4 separate regions of the Mus musculus genome follow, and all the other regions are linked to region 4. Evidence: chromatin loops called from intact Hi-C (ENCODE). Cell type or tissue: left cerebral cortex. All regions are shown on one strand.

Evidence for each region. A loop is a pair of places that touch in the nucleus more often than their neighbours do. Peaks named below come from ENCODE experiments on the same cell type or tissue, not always from the same donor. Only the 100,000 strongest peaks of a DNase experiment are listed, where the experiment ranks them.
Region 1: a loop joins it to region 4, with 6 times the contacts of the local background. A loop is called at or near these places in 37 of 42 quality-filtered maps.
Region 2: it touches region 4 in a loop (2.9-fold over the local background); 27 of 42 quality-filtered maps call a loop at or near these places.
Region 3: a loop joins it to region 4, with 2.2 times the contacts of the local background. A loop is called at or near these places in 2 of 42 quality-filtered maps.

Annotation. Positions count from the first base shown.
Region 1 is chr14:20,659,089-20,664,088 of GRCm38, reverse strand. Synpo2l (synaptopodin 2-like) reads left to right here. Exons shown (of 4, transcript NM_001310431.1): 4 at 1,624-5,000. The coding sequence ends at 3,788. Among named protein-coding and RNA genes, the nearest start is that of Myoz1, 5.0 kb to the right of the region's middle. In left cerebral cortex, a CTCF peak has its summit at 2,904 (motif pointing right); DNase peaks (open chromatin) are centred at 1,880, 2,146 and 2,927; H3K4me3 peaks cover 1,862 bases; H3K27ac peaks cover 1,879 bases.
Region 2 is chr14:20,642,657-20,647,656 of GRCm38, reverse strand. It overlaps a transcript of Usp54 not described here. Among named protein-coding and RNA genes, the nearest start is that of Myoz1, 11 kb to the left of the region's middle. In left cerebral cortex, a CTCF peak has its summit at 1,926 (motif pointing left); no DNase peak of the experiment used is centred here.
Region 3 is chr14:20,862,306-20,867,305 of GRCm38, reverse strand. No RefSeq gene overlaps it. Among named protein-coding and RNA genes, the nearest start is that of Gm30212, 24 kb to the left of the region's middle. In left cerebral cortex, no CTCF peak of the experiment used is centred here; no DNase peak of the experiment used is centred here.
Region 4 is chr14:20,573,365-20,578,364 of GRCm38, reverse strand. Usp54 (ubiquitin specific peptidase 54) reads left to right here. Exons shown (of 21, transcript NM_030180.2): 11 at 779-910; 12 at 1,053-1,430; 13 at 1,661-1,892; 14 at 4,464-4,597. Among named protein-coding and RNA genes, the nearest start is that of Ppp3cb, 29 kb to the right of the region's middle. In left cerebral cortex, a CTCF peak has its summit at 2,035 (motif pointing left); a DNase peak (open chromatin) is centred at 2,018; H3K27ac peaks cover 340 bases.

The sequences.
Region 1 (5,000 bases), 86 kb before region 4:
CAAGAATATGTTGTGGCATTACACTGTGGGCAGCTTCCATCAAGAAAGCATAATAGATGCTCCCAGTGGGCCTAGGCAGCGTGTTAAATGCTTTGTGACTTATCTCACTGTGTTCATGTGATCTTATGAAGAGGTAGACATTCTCATCTTCATGAAGTAATTCTCCCAGAACTGAATCCTGACTCTGGTGTCTATTCTCTCATGGACAGTACTATTTAGCGTTACACACATGGGGACAAAAGGAATGAGGGCCCTAATTAGAAAGCAGCTTGAAAGGAAAAGTAGATGGAATGTCAGGAATCTTCCAGGAGGAACTGGGGACCATAGACAAGAAAGAATCCATGTCCAGGGCAGGGCAGCCCTTCCCACTTCCTGGCCCCACCTACCCAGGCCCCACAAAGTATAGGAACTCCTGCGTTGTTCAGCACATAGACCCTCTCATGCCCACCTGATGGGGCTGCCCTGTTGAGTTCTCTACTTGAAAGACAGGACAAATGGGAGAGGAAACTGTGCTAGCCTCCCAAGCCATCTTCCCAGTGCCAGCAGCAGCTTGTGAGAAAGAGAATGTATTTACCTGGTGACCTTGAAACCTCCTAAAGGCTTAGGGGGTTGACTTGGAGAGTGGCACTCTGCCTTTTCTTGCATCTTGGACCCAAGATTATCCCTGGATGTGAGGAGCAGAGGTATGAAGGAATGTTCTAGCAGTTGGGAGGGCTAAGATCGGTTCTGAAATCCTGTCTATATGATACCAGAACCTCTACAGGGAAATCTCTGGGAAGAACTACCTGAAGCATGCTGGTATGCAAATGCATTTGACTTGGACAACACTGTGTTTGTATATGTGAACTGATGTGTGTATAAGCTGGAACACGTGAATAAGAAAAGTAGAATGGAGAAATTGCGCCCATAGCCGGCTTTCAGGAGACTGATGTTATAGCAAGGTGTGTGGGGAGTTGTTTCTGTGAGTGTTTATGATGTGTGGAAATGAACAACTTGATGAGTGGAACTGTGAATGAAGAAACTCATGTTAAGAATCTGTATGTTGGGCCAGGTGTGGTAATGCATGCCTTTAATTCCAGCATTTGAGAGACAGCAGCAGTTGGATCTCTGTGAGTTCAAGGCCAGCCTGGTCTACATAGCGAATTCCAGGACAGTCAGGGCTATACAGAGAGATCCTGTTACAAAAAGAGTCTGTGTGTCCTAGTTATAGGGGTAACAGGTGGGAAGTGGGGGGAAGGTCCGAGCTCTGTGAGGAGCCCGCTTACAAAGAATGGTAGGAGAAAAGCACTCCTTATCTCTTCTCTCTCATGGCTGTGTCTGATTTTCCTGCCAGTCAAGAATGGGAGGCAGGTGAAGAATGTGTGAAGTGGATAAGGCTCATCTCCTGGAAAGTAGGAATGCAATCCAGGGAAGACAGGACAGAAGGGATGTGGTGTGGCAGTGTCTCTGTCCTTGGTTTCACCTTTCCCCTTCCATTCTGTCTCTAACTCAGAGGACTTGGTCACAGGCAAGAGACATTGTGGGTCCTTTCAGTGAAAAAACAGGAGGTAGGAGCGTTGGGGAGCAGGATTAGAACAGGCCGTGAAGCCCCCTGATTGATCATCCACCTCTTCATCTCCGCAGAACTGCAACGCGCAGAAAGCCTCCAGGAGAAAAGCGTAAAGGAGGCAAGAACCAAATGCCGGACCATTGCATCCCTGCTAACAGCAGCCCCCAACCCTCACTCCAAGGGGGTGCTTATGTTTAAGAAGCGGCGGCAGAGAGCCAAGAAGTACACCCTAGTGAGTTTTGGGGCCGCAGCTGGGACAGGAACAGAGGAGGAGGACGGCATCCCCCCAACGAGTGAGTCGGAGCTGGACGAGGAGACCTTCTCAGACGCCCGCAGCCTTACTAATCAATCCGACTGGGACAGCCCCTATCTAGACATGGAGCTGGCTAGGGCTGGCTTAGGCACAGCAGAGAGTCAGAACTCTGGACTGGGAGGGCAGCTAAGTGAGGTCTCTGGGCGAGGGGTCCAGCTCTTTGAACAGCAGCGCCAGCGGGTAGCCTCCAGCTCCCAGGAGCTGGCTCAGGTGGGCCCAGCAGCTATGCTTAATGGGCAGAGTCTGCAGTCCCCACCTCGAGCACAGAGTGCTCCCCCAGAGGCAGCTGTGCTCCCACTCAGCCCTTTGTCGGTCCCTGCAGTCAGCCCTACCCCCTTCTTCCCGGATGGTGGAGCCCCCATCCCTGCACCAAGTATCTTTAACAGGTCAGCGAGGCCTTTTACCCCAGGTTTACAAGGGCAAAGGTCAGGTACCACCTCAGTGATTTTCCGGCCCTTGGCCCCTAAGAAGGTGAATGAAGGCTTGGGGAGCACTAGCCCCGCCCCGTCCCCCTTCGCAGCCCCTCCACAGGGGCCCACCCCTCTGCCCAGCTTCACCACAGTGGTTCCCAGCCACACGCCGGTCTCTGGGGCTTCTAGCAGCACCCAACGCTCCTCTGGTCCTGTGACCGCTACCAGTTCCTTGTACATCCCAGCCCCAAGCCGGCCTGTTACACCAGGAGGCGCCCCAGAACCGCCCACTCCTCCTAGCGCTGCTGCCATGACCTCCACCGCTTCCATCTTCTTGTCCACTCCACTAAGAAACTCTGCGCGCCCGGAGGCGCCGGGCCCCGCGGTCCCCGAGCCTGCCAGCGTTCGGGAGCAGCGCATCTCTGTGCCGGCTGCCCGCACCGGCATCCTGCAGGAGGCTAGGCGCCGGGGCACCCGCAAGCAGATGTTCCGGCCTGGGAAGGAAGAGACGAAGAACTCGCCCAACCCGGAGCTGCTGTCACTAGTGCAGAACCTGGATGAAAAACCTCGGGCGGGCGGTGCGGAATCTGGTCCGGAGGAGGACGCTTTAAGCCTCGGGGCTGAAGCCTGTAACTTCATGCAGCCACTAGGGGGCAGGAGTTACAAGACCTTGCCTCAAGTATCACCGAAAACCCCGCCTCCAATGGCTCCCAAAACTCCACCCCCTACAACGCCTAAGACTCCACCTCCCGTGGCTCCTAAACCTGGGTCGCGAGGGCTCCTTGATGGGCTAGTGAATGGATCGACCCCGATGGTGGGAATCCCTGAGCCGCCAAGGCTGCAAGGGAGGGGCGGGGAGCTATTTGCCAAACGGCAGAGCCGTGCCGATAGGTACGTGGTGGAAGCTACATCTGGCTCTAGCCTTAATCCAGGCCTTCGCCCTAGAAGTCCTTCTCCCACACCCTCACTGCCCCCATCCTGGAAATACTCACCCAACATCCGTGCCCCACCTCCTATTGCTTACAACCCACTTCTCTCACCCTTTTTTCCCCAAGCTGCCCGAACTCTCCCCAATAAGGCTCAATCCCAGGGGCCTCGGGTGACCCCTAAGCAGGGTATCAAGGCCCTGGATTTCATGCGACATCAGCCATACCAACTTAAAACGGCCATGTTTTGTTTTGATGAGGGTTCTTCAACTCCTGGCCCCACTTCAGGGCCTCCCAAAACTGCCCGAGTTCAGGAGATCCGCAGATTTTCCACTCCTGCACCCCAGCCCACTGCAGAGCCCTTGGCTCCCACTGTGCTTGTCCCCAGAGCGGCTACCACCTTGGACGAACCCATTTGGAGGGCAGAGCTGGCCTCAACCCCTGTCCCTAACCCAGACCATCAAGAGTCTCTCAGGAGCTTTGCTGCCGCTCCCAGTTCCTGTGGTTTCCAAGTAGCCAGGCCCCGGTTCTCAGCCACCAGAACAGGGTTGCAGGCCCATGTCTGGAGGCCTGGGGCAGGGCACCAGTGAGCAGGGAATAGGTCCCAGGACCAAGTAATGGAACTTAGATTCCCAGAAGTTTCTTCTGCTTTGTCCTACCTAGGCTTTCTCCCCACATCTGAGGCCAATTGCCGATTGCCAGAGATAGTGTTTCCCTCAGCCTCCTCAGCTCTCTGCTGGTGTTTTAAGGCCCTTACCTCTCTGCTTTGCAATCTTCTCTATATTTCCTTGCCTCTCTGGCTTCTCCACCCAGAGGTCTCAGCAGGTCTCTGTTTTCCTTTTGCATTTGTGTTTCTCTCTGTGGGCAGCACTTTAGTGTTAGGTAAAAAGCACACTGTAAAGTGACCACTGAGATCTCAGGCAAAATGGTCACTCACTGTAAGGCAAGCTTCTAAGAGGCTGAACTGTGTCCCAAGCCCCTCCATCCTCCTCACTCCGCTTTCCCTAGGTTAGTTGGCATACGCCTAGGGGTGTGTGTGTGTGTGTGTATGTGTGTGTGTGTGTCTGTGTCTGTGTGTGTGTGCGCGCGCGCATGCGTGCTTTCACAAATATGTGTGGTTAGGATCTGCTCTAGAAAGACATCAAATACACATACATGTGTGCTTCTCTTGAGGCAAAGGTAAGAGAGGTTTTTTCCCCTTCTACTGAAAGGGTCAGATAGCTTCAGAAAGACCTGTGGGGGTCAAGAGCTACTACAGAAAAACTCCTGAGAGAGGAGTGCCTGTAGCATGTAGAGATATGTGCACAGCATCTTGTGAAATCAACGTGTCTGACAAGACTGGGAGACAGGGACAATTTCATGGGCCTGAGTTATACAAGCTAGACCCATAATAAAACTAAGAATTCTATTTCCTTGGATTACAGGAAGTTAGCAACCAGGGCCCTGTGCTGAGCACATCAGAATCCAGAAAGTAAAAAAGAAATTTTCTTCTGAACTGCTTAATGAGTGTAAGACAGAAAGGATGGTGAAGAGAGCCAGAGTGGATGGCGGGGAGAGCAAGGCAAAAGCCAGGAACAAGGCTGGAATGAGTGAAAGTGACCAAGGAGAGAGGAAAGTTGGCTAACAAGAAACTATGTAGCCAGGTGGTGGTGGCTCACGCCTTTAATTCCAGCACTTGAGAGGCAGAGGCAGGCGGATTTCTGAGTTCAAGGCCAGAAGGGCAAGGATGGGTCTTTTCTACCCTACCCGTATAAGCCCAGTGCTTTGCAGATTCAGGCCCTCATGTCTGATCCCAGAAGGGC
Region 2 (5,000 bases), 69 kb before region 4:
AAGGGGGGAGAGAGGGGGAGAGAGAGAGAGAGACAGAGAGAGAGACAGACATTGAGAGACAGACAGAGAGACAGAGAGAGACAGAGAGACAGAGAGAACAGCTCTTTTGGAGAATTTTTATGTTCTTTAAATATCTAAGCAAAACTCTGTATGTGCATTTTCCTAAAAAGGTTTGCAAGTTTGGATGCTTCCTCAAAGTACCTAAAACAAGGTTTACATGGAGACAGTGCATTTGGAAGTGAAACCCCAGTGGCATAAGGGAGTGAGGAGAGAGCCAGTAACAGGTACTTTGGGTAATGGCTGAGTCCCACTGGAAATCTCAGACAGCCATGCTACTTCAAAAGTGACCCATGACTGGCAGAAGCAGTATCTGGGGAGCTCAAAAGTGGGCATGGGGGCTTGCATTTGGCCCTGTGGTGGGCATTTGGGAGGCACAGGAGGATCATGGGAAATTTGAGGCCAGCCTATGTACAGTGAATTCTAGGCTAGTCAGGGAGGGCTACACAGCAAACCTCTGTCTCAAACAATAACAGCAAACTCCAAAGAAACAAAAACTGAAACGCAGATGGATGTGGTGGCTCGGGCCTATGTCTACAGTACTCAGTGCTGAAGCAGATCGGCCATCTTGAGTTCAAGACCTGCATGAACTACAAAAAGAACTTCAGGACTGGGGCTTGGGAGGCTGAAGAAAAAGGGGGGGAATAAATGCAAATTTGGGTTAAGGACCTGCTTCATTACTTTCTTCAGGTGATCTCTGTGTGCTGGAAAATCCTGAGAAGTGTTACAATAAAACATACCTCCGGCTGGGCAGTGGTGGCACCCCTAATCCCAGCACTTGGGAGGCAGAGGCAGGTGGATTTCTGAGTTGGAGGCCAGCCTGGTCTACAGAGTGAGTTCCAGGACAGCCAGGGCTACACAGAGAAACCCTGTCTCAAAAAAACAAAACAAAACAGAAAAAAAACCCAAACAAACTCAAAAACATACCTCAGGCTGGGTGATAGGGGTGTATCCCTTTAAAACACACACACACACACACACACACACATGATATGTCAGGCACTGGCAGAGCCACTCAGGAGACAGCTTTATCAGGCTCCTTCCTGTCAGCAGGCACTTGTTGGCATCCACAGCAGTTTCTGGGTTTGGTGATTGTATATGGGATGGATCCCCAGATAAGTTGGTCTCTGGATGGTCATTTCTTCAGTCTCTACTCCACAGCATCCCTTTACCTTAACCCCAGCACTCTGGAGGCAGAGACAGGTAGATCTTTGAGTTCCAGACCAGCCTGGCCTATAGAGTGAGTTCCAGGACAGCCTGGGCTACACAGAGAAACCCTGTTCAAAACAACCTCCCCCGGAAACAAAAATCCCAGAAAGCAAATCACAACTAAACAACAACAACAATGAACCAACCAAATAACAACATACTTCAGAACTGGCCCTTCAAGAGTACAAAAATGGAGTATTTAGCCACTAAATCTTGCTCTGTTTGCTGATGTTACGTTGGTGCTCCTATAGAAAGAAAGGTAATAGAACATACTTGTACTCCAGAAATTCTAAATATAAAATTTCAGATTTTTTTTTCTGTTTTTGATTTCAAGACATGGTTTCTCTGTGCAGTCCTGGCTGTCCTGGGACTTGCTTTATAGACTAGGCTGGCCTTGAACTCTGTGATCCTCCTCCTTCTGCCTCCAAAGTGCTGGGATCAAAGGCATGCACTATCACACCCGGCAGAAAAGATGTATTTTAAAAGGTTTATTTTATTTTATGTGTGTGTGTGTGTGTTTGTATATGCAGCATGTTCATGCAGTGCCTGAGGTCAGAGGAGGGGTCAGATGCCCCTGAACTGGACTTATAGTTAGCTGGGAACTGAACTCAGATTGCAAAGGCAACTGTCGCATGCTGGGAAGTATGCTGACCTCTGCTGTTTCTTTTGTGTAGCGTATCCAGGCTCCAAGGCTCTCCTCTCATTAGGACTCATCTTAGAGTAGTGCTGTGTTCTTAGCCTAATCATTTGGCATATTGCTATAATTGTTGTATCTTATCAATTCTTGCTGATCTCCTTAAAAATAAAGTTAAACTTTAGTTACTTTGTGGTATTGAGGATCAAACTTAAGGTCTCATGGATGTTAAACAAGTGCTCTACCATAAGCTATACCACCAGCTCTATAAATTAAAACTATCATCCACATGCAAATATATAAAAAAAACATAGTATGTTCAGAGTTTGGCATTATCTGCAGTTTTAGGCATATGGGCAGGTTCAGATCATATTCCCTTACAGAGGAAGGAAAAAGAATCCTATGTTCAGATATTCTGAGACGGGAAGTGCTGTGAGCTTGTCCCAAAGATGGAATATGCTGAGGTAACATAGTTAAGGCACACACAGGTTTGGAAAGAGTTCTTAGTTCCCACCAGATTCTCAGGCTTGAAGGTTGTAGGATCTCCCTGCTAGAGGTTGAGAACTGTAGTCTTTATTCTGTTTTCTTGTGACAGGGTCATGTGTATCCCAGCTGGCCTTGAATTTTTGACCCTCCTGCTTCTATCTCTCAAGTGCTGATTGCAGGGATGCCTGCATCACTGATCTGTTCATGCTAGGGAGGAAAGCCAGGGCTTGTGCCTGTCAGCTCTACCCACTGAGCAACATTCCTTTTTTTTTCTTCAAAGATTTATTCATTTTATGTATAAGAGTACACACTTTAGTTGTACAGATGGTTGTGAGCCTTCATGTGATTGTTGGGAATTGAACTTAGGACCTCTGCTTGCTCAGGCCAACCCCACTTGCTCCGGCCAAAGATTTATTAGTATAAGTTCACTGTAGCTGTCTTCAAACGCACCAGAAGAAGGTATCAGATCTCATTATGGGTGGTTGTGAGCCACCTTGTGATTGCTGGGATTTGAACTCAGTACCTTTGGAAGAGCAGTCAGTGCTCTTACCCACTGAACCATCTCACCAGCCCCTGAGCAACATTCCTACACTCGCATATTGTTTTGGATGCAGGGTTCACACATTCTAGGTGACTTGCTCTGCCACACAGCTGAGTCCTCAGGCCCATCTATGGTCATCATTTATTAGTTCTTTTCAAAAAGTTGTACAATTATATTCACTTTCCTTTCCAAACACTTCTAAGATCCACCTCCTTCTCTACCCACCTTTGTCTTTTTTCATTTTTTTCTCTATCAAGGCCCCGTTATACTGCACAAATAATATTGGATGAGTGGCTTTCCACTAAGAAAACTGACTTCCCCTCTCCCAGAAGCTGACAAGGCCAGTAGCTCCTTAGTTAGGGGTGGGACTTTCTGTCAAACTCCACTCTGTGCTGGGATGTGGTCTAGCTTGGGCTAACACAGCCCGTCTGCATGCTGTCTTAACTACTATAAGTTTATTTGTGCAGCAGCCTCAATGTGTCCAGAAGACAGGGTTACTTTGTAGATATCCCCTGCCTCTGGCTTACACTTTTTATGCCTCCTCTTCTGAAATGATCCCTCAGCCTTCGGAAGAGGGAGTGTGTTCCTTTTAAAATAAAATTATGTGTACATGTCTATGCGTTGTTGTGAACTCAGACATGGTGGCACATACCCTTAACCTCCACATTAAGGAGACAGAGGCAGGTGTATCTTTTTATTTTTAATTTTTTTAATTAGGTATTTTCTTCATTTACATTTCCAATGCTACCCCAAAAGTCCCCCAAACCATCCCCCGACTCCCACTTCTTGGCCCTGGCATAGGCAGGTATATCTTTATGAGTTCTAGGTTAGCCTGGTTTATATTATTCCAGACCAACTAGGGCTACACATTGAGACCCTGTTCCAAAACAAAAACCACAAACAAACAAGCAAAAACCTAAAGGCTGGTGAGATGGTTTAGTGGATACAGGTGTCTGCTTTTAAGCCTGGTGACTTGAGTTCCATCCTTGGGGTCCACAGTGGAAAAAGAAACCTGACCTCTGCAGGTTGTCTATGTTACATCCCCAAGTAACTGCAATAGATTCTTCATTGATAAAAGTTTAACAAAAAAGAAAAAACAGAACATAAAATGAACAACTCATGTCTGAGTATGTAATAGATCAGCAACACCTCAATACAGTTCCTCATGTTGTGTGGCCCCCAACCATAACATTATTGTGTTGCTACTTCATAACTGTAATGGTGCTACTGTTATAAATTGTAATGTAGACATCTGATATGCAGGATATCTGATCTGTAAACCTGGAGAAAGGGTCACTTGATGATCTGTAAGCCTTAGGACCCACAGGTTGAGAACCTCTGCAATAGTGTGGTGCAGGGCTTCACTAGGGAAGACGCCTTAGGTTCCATTTCCTAGCATCATGAGAAAAGTGTTCTCTTCTTCAGTGTCTTCTGTCTGCCATCATTCATATATATATATATTCTCTTTTGAAGAGTCTGTGTATCTCTGGATAGACTGCAAGTCTTTTTTTTTTTTTTTTTTTCCTTTTTGGTTTTTCAAGACAGGGTTTCTCTGTGTAGCCTTGACTGTCCTGGAACTCACTCTGTAGACCAGACTGGCCTCAAACTCAGAAATCCGTGTGCCTCTGCCTTCCGAGTACTAGGATTAGAGGCATGCGCCACCACGCCTGGCTTGTGTGGAACAGGCTAGCACAGACCTTGTAGTGATTCTCCGGACTCTGCCACTACACCCATCCTACTATCTTTATTTTTACTGCAGTGTTGGGGATTGAATTTAAGCCCCAGATACATTACTCTGTTTTAAAATTCAGGAGTAGGAAGGTATGGGTGGTGCATGCCTTTAGTCTCAGCACTTGAGAGACAGAGGCAGGTGGATCTCTGAGTTCAAGGCCACTTTGATCTACAGAGTGAGTTCCAGGACAGCCAGAGCGACATAGTGAGACCTTGTCAACTCAAGAGAGTCCTTTCAGGTAAGAATTTGTGATTCTAGTGGGTTCTAGTACTCACTAGTTTTTATATTATACAAGACTAGCTTTTGTTATTCACCTAGCCCCTGCTGCCATTGAGTTAGCA
Region 3 (5,000 bases), 290 kb before region 4:
ACCTCCCTTAGCAATCCTTTCAGAAAATACATCCTGGAGAAACCCAGAGCAGATTTACCACCTCTGAAGTGTTTCTCATTCCAATCAAGTTGGCAATGAAAATTAGCCATCACAATGTACACAGGGAGCATTATCCCGTAGGCTGAGGGCTTGGACACAAGGCAGGTGAGGAGAGAGAAAGCCTGGAGCACAGGAATTCTCTTCTGTTTCCGGGATGTCTTGGGCGAATGGTTCTGCTCTGCTCTGCTCTGCTCTGCTCTGCTCTGCTCTGCTCTGCTCTGCTCTGCTCTGCATTCTAACATGGACACTTAGGAAACAGGCTCTTTAGAAGAATTTAGCTCTCTAACAGTGCAGTTTTGGATGTAGGGAGAAGGGTGGATCCTTCTAAGAGTGCTAAGATTTTAGGTACAAGGGTCATCTTGTCTCTGTTCTCAGAGTTAAGACTGTGGGCAAGATGGGAAACTCCAGTGGGGATGACTGAGTCTAGATCTTCATAGCTTTCATGGTCTGGGATAAGATCACAGCTTGTTGAAATACCCAATTAAAATAAAATAGCAACTAGAAGTTAAATCAGAGACACAGACAGCAACCAGTTAAAAATTGACCCTAAGACTCAAAACCAAAGGTCTACAGGATTTGAATCTCTCAGGAATTCAAGTGCTCAGTAACAAAGAATTCCTGAGATGAAGGCGGCCCTTTGCCCCATCCTGTGGGCAAAGGCCTGCAACCACCCAGGGGTTACAGGTAAGGTTTTGGCATTCCAGAGTTCCTGGAATGCCAGAGCAGTGAACTAGGTGTGGGGTGACCGAGTGTTCGCGCTTGACCGAGGCAAAGGTAATATGTTACAGTATAATTCGAAGAGACTTGTGAGAACAACAGATTGAGGCATTGAGCTCTTGGACATCTCTCTCATGTCTCTGATCTCCACACTTCCGCAAGTTACAATTCTTGGAAATTATCCATTGATCAAAAATGTCAAGCATGGGTGTCATGGCTCAGATTTCAGGACATGTGTGTGAAGAGGTGGCTTACTTGACTTCATAGGCATGGGCCCGTTACATGGCAAGGGGCCCTTCAGAGTTCACTCTGGATAATTCTGGGTTTCTTTGTTGTTTTCTTTGAACTCCAATGATACTTGGAGCGTATGGAGCACACTGGCAAGGAAGAGTGCAGTCCATCCCAGACTTAGCTGTATCTGGCTACCGTGTGTGTCTGCCCTTTGTAACTCACTCTGTCTCATGGTTTCTCACCCTTGACACCTTAGTTTTGAGACCAGTCATCCTTCTCTATGTCGTGATGTGATGCGTTATAATAGGGTGCTAGTTACCCACTAGATGCCAGTAGCTTACTCACAGTTCTGACAACGCCAATTCACCACCCTTATTGGAAACCACCAGTGGAGGCCACACAGTAAGCAGAGCGTGTGAGAGCCCTGGTCTGCCGTGGGCTGGCTCTGTTCAGACACTTGTACTATTTTTTAATATGACCCTGAACTATTTCCTGCTGAATGTTATTAACTTCCCTGAGGCCCAGTTTCCCCACTCATAGAGAAAAAGAAAATAAGAATCTCAGAGTCCCAGGAAAAATCAGAGTGCTTGGCACTTGAACATTCCGATGCCGGTGGGTCATTCTTGTCTCTACACTTGCCGTGAAGGTGACTACTAACTGCCCTTAGAGCAGCTTATAAAACGCTTTGTGATCTGACCTTACCTAGCTTTATTTCTCCACTCCAGACTTGACAGACACTCCAGCACTGTTGACCGCTTACAATTTCGGGGGAGCAGCCAAGGTTTTTATGGCTCCTGCGGTCTCTGAATACGTTATGTGGTTCCCTTCATCAGGAACTTTCTTTCCGTCCCTTGAGTGACTCCTCCACACCCTCTGGGACTCAGATTGGGCATCATCAGGTCCAGAAAGGTCCCCCCCCCCCCAGGTCTGGACCAAAGGAACACTTCTGCAGTTCCCCAGGGTCTGCACTTCCCATCATCACGCATCTGACACAGTGTGGTCATTGCCCGGTATGTCTGAATCACTTTGCGAATTTTGATCTGTGAGGCAAAGGATGCAATCTTGCACAATATTGAGTCTCCATCACTAAACCAAGTGTCGGACATCCAACAGAGACCCATAATATTTGTCTGATCCATGATGGAATTTTCAAACTATTTTAGCACTCATATGAAGAGAGACTTTTTCTTTTCCCTCCCAGATAACCATATATTAACATCTCCATAGTACTTGCAAATTCACTGACATTTCAAAGTTATCAAACAGTATGTAGAGAAAAATAGGTTTTTCCCTACTCTTGCAGGTACCTAGTTTCCTTTCTGAAAGCAACTGTTTTCACTCATATAATTTTCTAGAGGTGATCCAACTGCCCATTTTTTAACTCTTTTAAAAATTGCACTTCTTGGCACTATCATACTTGGCCAACTATACCTTTTATTAATATTGATTTATTTTGGAGATGAGTTCTCATGTATCCCAGGCTGGCCTCTGGCTCACTACTTAACCCATGATGTTTTTGAACTTATCCTGCTGCCTCCAGCTTCCCAAGTGCTGCCCGTGTGCCAAGCACACTTGGTTTATGCTGTGCTAAGGATCGAACCTGGACTTCCTGTATGCTATGTAAATACTCTACCAACTGAGCTATGCATTTTAAAGGAACCTCTGTAACTGGGTTCCTGGGTTTTCTTAAGTGCCACCCCACTATCAGAATTCCAGTTTAGACAGTCAGCAAGAGTCTTCCCTGTTTTCCAAATCAACTCTTCCCTAGTCATGAACAGAGACTCATTGGAACATAAAACAAACTCTTATCCTCCTTAATGGAGACCTCAAAGGTTGGAAGTGGCAGAAAACAGGGACGAAAACAGCAAGGGAAGAGCTGGGTAGCTTCCAGCATGGTTACCTCCAAGTCTCGTAGCCTGTCTGCGTCTAGGTAATCAATCACTAAGTCCGTGGAGACAAGAGTAGCCAGAGCAGTGGTTCTCACCCTTCCTAATGCTGCAGTCCTTTAATACAGTTCTTCATGTTGTGGTGACCCCTAACTATAAAAATCATTTTCATTGCTACTTCATCATAGTGATTTTGCTACTGGTATGAATGATAATGTAAATATTTGTGTTCTCGAATGATCTTAGGCGACCCCTGAGGAAGGGCCATCCGACCCCAAACACGCAGGCTGAGAACTGATGCCCTAGGGAATCTGGGATCTGCAAATTCTTTCCCTATCCTTAGCTACCTTGAGAAATCGAAGAGAAAGGCAGACCAAGTTTAAGAGGAAGGAAACTTCAGTGCTTAGTCATTTCCCACTGGGTTGGGCTCTACCTGGGAGTCTTAGTCACTGTGCAGGTGCCTAAGAGAGAGAGGTGCTGCCTAAAATGACACATTGCTTGTCCAGGAAGGAGATTATGCCCTAGGGGTAAGATGTTGGGGGCTCCAGGGACCATTCCAAGGCATGCCAAGATCCTCTGATCCCAGGCAGGTTTTGGAGTCCCAGGTCAACAGTGAAGTCCTTCCCCCTCCCTTCCCTTCCCAGAGAACCAGACATCCCTCAGTTTGTGTCTCCCAGTACCAAGATGGACTAAATTACTCAGTTATCCTGAGAGGATTTGAGTAAACTCCCTAACAGTTCTAGATCATTAGGTATATAAATAACAACAGTGTTATTCCCCATCTTCTCCTTCTCGGATGAGAGTAAAGTCTAGGGCCTGCGAAGCACCAGTGAGAGAACAGAATCTCAGGGGAGTCTCAACTGCTGACCAAACCTTTTAGCTATGCCAGGGCCTTCCTGGAGCTGGCCAGAAAAGCCCAACCCTGGATGAGCTGGACTTTAAGCTGGGGATTCCCTGTCTGCTGGATTTTCACAGTCCCTCCGGCAGCAATGTGCACTTCTGTTGCTCTGCACTAACTGTGGTAGGCTGAATAATGTCCCCTCAAAGGCGTCTTTGTCTTAAGCCCTGAGACCTATGAACACATTGCCTTGCGCAGCAAATGGGATGTTGAAGTATTACAAGGACTGAGATGGGTGCATTATTCTAGATTAAGTGACCTGACTCCAATGTAGTTACCAGCGTCCTTCTAAGAGGAAAATAGAGGACTGGAATGAATAAGGGGATGTCATAATAAAGTCAGAGATCAGAGCAATGTGAGCCAGGGACTAGAGACAGCGAGGAAGCTACAGACAGCAAGGGAGCAGATTCTTCCTAACGTTTTTCTTTAACCCTTTTGACAATTTTGGATTTTGACCTTAGAAATATAAAGTAATACATGTGTGGGCTTTTTAAACCAGGGAGCTAAGGGTATGGATTTCTTTGAGAGAGAGTCATTCAGCCTACCACAGCAAAAATGTGAAATTAATGTGGATGTTGGTATCAAGAGTAGGGTGTTTGTGTAACAAATAACTTTTAAAAAGCAAATAGTGGGGCCAGGCAGTGGTGGTGCACACCTTTAATTCCAACACTCTGGAGGCAGAGGCAGGTGAATCTCTTAAGATTGAGGCCAGCCTGATCTACAGAGGGAGTTTTAGGACAGCCAGGGCTACACAGAAAAAGCTTGTCTTGAAAAAAACAAAACAAACAAAAAAACAAAAAACAAAGCAAATAGTGGGATTAAAGAGATGGTTCAGCTAGTAAAAGAACTTATTCTTGCAAAGGACCACATTGGACAGCTCATAACAGCTCATAACACTGGTTCTAGGGGATTCAATGCCCAGCTTCTAGCCTCTGAGGACACTTGCATGCACATGGTATACATACTTAGGCTCTCCCTCTGCCCTCTCCTCAATCTCTCTCTCTCTCTCTCTCTCTCTCTCTCTCTCTCTCTCTCTCTCTCTCTCTCTCTCTCTCTCACACACACACACACACACACAGAGAGAGAGAGAGAGAGAGAGAGAGAGACTTAATTAAATTAATCTCCTTTTAAAATTAAATAGCAGTATATACAGTAAATAGGAAGGTTTTAAACTTATAGATGTTAAAAAAAATCTGCTGGTGAGCCAG
Region 4 (5,000 bases):
AGTCAGATTCGCTGAAGCATAGGTTGGAGAGGAGAATTAATGAACATAGAAATGTAATGTAAAATTCACATTTAAAGAGGATTTAGAACTGTGTCCTAAAGCCGTCATCATAGTGAGAAGTGTTGCCAAGTAAGTAGAAGCAAATTTTGTTTTCAGTTTATGAGAGTGAGAGGTAGTTGTAATGTTTACCTGTAATCTCAGTACTCAAGAGACAGAGGCAGGAAAATTACTGTGAGTTGGGGCCAGCCTGGAGAATATAAAATAAAAACATAACCCTAACAAAACAGTGCTTCAGTAAGATAAAATGAAACTCACCCACCTCAGATTTTAGAAATGGATGAAAGAATGAAAAATATGGGTTTATGACAATTTTAGATTAATTTTTAAAAGTTTGTTTCTTTTGCCTTTAAATATTACCCAGCTCTCGAGATGGAGCTCAGTGCCTGCTTGTTTTTGCAAGGGATGGGTTCCTCAGTACCACAGAAACACAGAGAAGTCATTAATCAGCCGCTTTAGTTCATAGGTCAGTTGGGAAATACGATGAGTGTGGTTTGAGTCTGATGGTTGTTCAGGATATGGTATAGATTTGGAAGGCTCCACTAACTCCCTGGGAGTCTAACACTTAGGTTGGATGGTTCTGACCCCTACAGTTTCTGATCCATGTATATAATAAGTTTGTGGCATTATTATTAGTCCCAAAGGGAGACTGGATTCTCAACTCAGGAGGGTAGGGGTTAGTTGCAGAAAGCAGCTTACTCCCATTTCCTTGTTCTTTCAGGACACCTGACTGATAGTGAATGTAATCAGAAACACACATCGAAGAAAGGGTCCCTGGTGGAGCGCAGGAGGAGCAGTGGCCGTGTTCGGAGAAAAGGCGATGAGCCACAGGCCTCAGGGTACCACAGCGAAGGCAAGCCATTTGCACTCCTATTTCCTCCATTCAACTTGTGGTTTTCTTGCCAAGTGGATTTTCCTTACTTTCTCTAGGATGAGGACATTTGTAATTAAAATAATAAACACCTTCATTTCTTTTATTCTCTCTTGATTTTTAGGAGAAACACTGAAAGAGAAGCAGGCTCCTAGGAATGCCTCTAAATCCAGCAGCAGCAGCAGGCTAAAGGATTTCAAAGAGACAGTCAGCAACATGATCCACAGCAGGCCTTCCCTGGCTTCTCAGACCAGTGCAGGATCTCCCTGTGTAGGTAGGGCAGGAGACCAGCTAGACAAGATACCACCAAGGAACTTCCCTTTACAGGCTCGGGGCTGGGAAACGGAGAGTACCAGTAGTGAGGCAAAATCCAGTTCTTCCAGCAAGTACCGCCCAACATGGAGACCTAAACGAGAATCTCTAAATATTGACAGCATTTTTAGTAAGGACAGAAGGAAGCATTGTGGCTACACCCAGCTTAGGACCTTTCCTGAAGATGCAGGTGAGCATAGAATAGTTGAACAAGTGGGCTTTCAAATACAATTGACTTACGTGTTTAAAAATCTTGCGTTTTTTAGTATAGCTGGCAAGGAACATTTTTCCTCTGATGTCATGTTTTTTTAAAGATATAACTCCAATGAGTAATGTCTAGAGGGAGGGTTTAGTTAGATTTTAATTTAGGCAAACACTAAATCTACTTCATTTTCTACACTTGTCCTTTGATTGGGGCAGCTAAAGAATTTACACCGGATGAAGTAAGCAAGCCAACTGCTAATGACATTAAAGATGGCGGATCAAGGTCACAGCATAAACTCTGGGGAACAGCTCGGCCAGGCTCTCATCTTTTAGAGCAGCATCCTCGCCTAATCCAGCGGATGGAATCTGGCTATGAGAGCAGTGAGAGGAACAGCAGCAGCCCTGTCAGTTTGGATGCTGCCCCGCCTGACAGCGTGAATGTCTACAGGTATTGTCTGGCCTTTTAATAGCAATAGTTCTTTGAAGCAATGTGAGTTTGCAGCTTTCAGCTATGGGTAGGGAAGTGAAGAGATAGGTTTTAGCACTGACCAGATTCTCTACCAGTTTTCCTGGAGCATCAGCGCCCTCTTTTGGGAGCTGGAATAAAGGCAGTGGCTTTTTATTTCAAGCATTAGCTGTGCAGTAAGAGTAGTTTAGTACATACTTAAAACATAACACGATAAAGTGGGAGTCATACAGAGAATGCTTGCAGGGGTGGTCTTGAATTCGTTCTGTAGCCCAGATTGACCTTAAACTTAAGCTGACTCTTTTGCCTCATTTCCGGATGCTGAGATGACAGGAGTGCCCTGCCATACACATGTGAATATTTACAGTATTACATTTGTATTTTAAAAATAGTTTAGGAGGTGCTGAAGAGATTACTTAGGAGTTAAAAGCACTTGTTGCTTTCGCAAAGGATTCAAATTTGGATCTCAGAACCCAGGTTAGGTAGCACACACATATACATAAATTAAAAGTAATTGTTTAGAAAATGTTTTTCAGTAAAAGAATGAGTTAGTGAATTAAAACCAGAGAAGACATCTAACTTGTAACTTTTTCTGCCTTGGTTTTGGGTTTCTGGGAAACAGATTATGAAAGCACTGATAACCCTGATCTTACAAGGTAATGATGGCAGTTCAGTAGAGCTCACTGTGCCCTGCTTAAAGGCTGCAGTTTCCTCCCAATGCATTGTTTTTATGAGTTGCCGTGGAAGCCGTGTTCTTAACCTTCTAGCTGTTTAGGAAAGAGTGATTATATCTTCTACCGGGATGTTGTCATCTGCTATTCTTCTGCACTGTTCTTGCCTGCCTACTGGACCCTGTTCAGTTTTATACATGAGAAAATGTTGCAAAGGTTTAATAAGTTGGGCTTCTATATAGCTCAGTGGGTAGAGTCCTTGTCCAGCATGGTAAGATTCCCAGTCTTGTCCTTCAAAATAAAAGACCTCAGTAACAAAGAGGAAGATAATACATATGAGAATATGTTCATCAATTCATGGCATAGATTTTGAATGTTTACTAGATCCCAGATACTATTAGATGTACCAGATGTCAAGGAAGTAAGATTTTAAAAAGTAGCTGTAGCAGAATGAGTGAGTTTATTAAATAAGCAAGCAAAAGATAAGAGAATGAACAGTGGGCAGCAAATATGCAGTAAGACATAATAAAATCTTATGTATGAAAACATTCAGAGATGACTGGAGGACCTCAGTTGAGAACACGAGCAGAAGGTCCCATCATCAATCTGGAGTCACAGACATTCAGCAGAGATTGGCAGGGGAGGCCTCCTGAAGCAGCCAGTGTGAAGTCCTGATCGAGAACCCTGAGCTGAGCTGAGCTGAGCTGAGCTGAGTATTCCTTGGCTGAGGCTTCTAAGTAAAAGAGCAAATGATGGCAAATAAATAACACCATCAAATTGGGGCTTACAATCCTCCAGCAGAAGTTGGCTGGAGAAGCTGTGCAGCCAACGGTAGCTGCCTCTGAGAGAGTCCACATAGAGGTTCTCTTCTGTCCTTCCTGTGGATGGCCTTCTAATTCCCATTCCTATTGGAGGCATTTGTACATTGTGGTGTAAACAATAATAGCTTTGGTTGGAGATAGGCTGCTACTTACTAGTTTTTAAGGATACAGTGTTTTATTTTGGTTTGTTTGGTTTTAGTTAAATTATGTTTTAAACATTTTATGTGTGGGGGGGGGCGGGGGGGTATCAGAGGAGAATTTGTGTAAGTTGGTTTCTCCCATCACTTGAGTTTCTTGGTTTGATATCAGGTCACCAGGCCATGAAGCAAGCACCTTTTACCTACTGAGCCATCTTACCAGTCAAAGGACACAGTGTTTTTAACTCTCTTAGAAGCTTGCTGTTTTTCTTTTTGCTAGAGTTTGTGAACCTGTCTGCCTAGGACAGGGAGTTTCAGGGAGACCAGCCAGGCCTCCTCACCCTCACAGTGTTCCCTCTTCTCTCCTCTTGTTCTTGTTCTTGTTCTTGTTCTTGTTCTTGTTCTTGTTCTTGTTCTTGTTCTTGTTCTTGTTCTTCTCCTTCTCCTTCTCCTTCTCCTTCTCCTTCTTCTTCTTCTTCTCTTTCTTTTTCTTTTCCTTTTTTGAGACATCATTTTTCTGTATAGTCTTAGTTGGCCTGGAACTCACTTTATAGACCAGGCTGGCCTTGAACTCACAAAGATCTACCTGCATTCTGGGATTAAAGACATTCTCCACCATATTCCTCCCCAGAGTCTTTAACAAGCATAAATAGAGAATTTACTGATCAGTACAATGTATATTACAGAAGCTGCCTCCCTCCCTCCCTCCCTCCCCATTCTGAGAGGAATTCTTATTGCTTAAGCCTGGTAACCCTAGGCTGAGTTCCCTGCCTCAGCCTCAGGAGTATATGCATTATGTTTTGATCCATGACCCTTGGTTCCCAAGCTTTTATAATGTTTGTTTTCTGTTTTGAATTTTAGTCTTAGAAATGTTGTTAGAAGCCACTGTTTAAAACTTTTTATACTTTGGATTCTCTTTTGAAGGGATCAAAGCACAAAGAGGCCTGTTGGGTTTGTCCCTTCTTGGCGTCATATTCCAAAGTCTCACAGCAGTAGCATCCTGGAGGTAGACTGTACAGCACCCATGACCAGCTGGACAAAGACTCAACCTCTCTCAGGTAAACAGGATTTGGGGAACTGGATTTGATCACCAGTTCTATTTGGGAATTAACATTATTGAGCATACTTCAACTAGTTGACAGTTGTTTGAGAATTCCATCAAAATGTAATGTGTGTTAGAGAGCTAGCTCAGTAAGTTAGTGCTTGGTTTTTGTTTGTTTGTTTGTTTTGTTTTGTTTTGTTTTGTTTTGTTTTGTGACAGGGTTTCTCTGTATAGCCCTGGCTGTCCTGGAGCTCACTCTGTAGACCAGGCTAGCTTTGAACTCAGAAATCCACCTGCCTCTGCCTCCCAAGTACTGGGATTAAAGGCACGCGCCACCACACCCTGCAAGTTAGTGCTTGTTAAACACCATGAAGACCCGAGTTCATTTGCCAGCATGCCTGGGAGGCATATTTCATGGA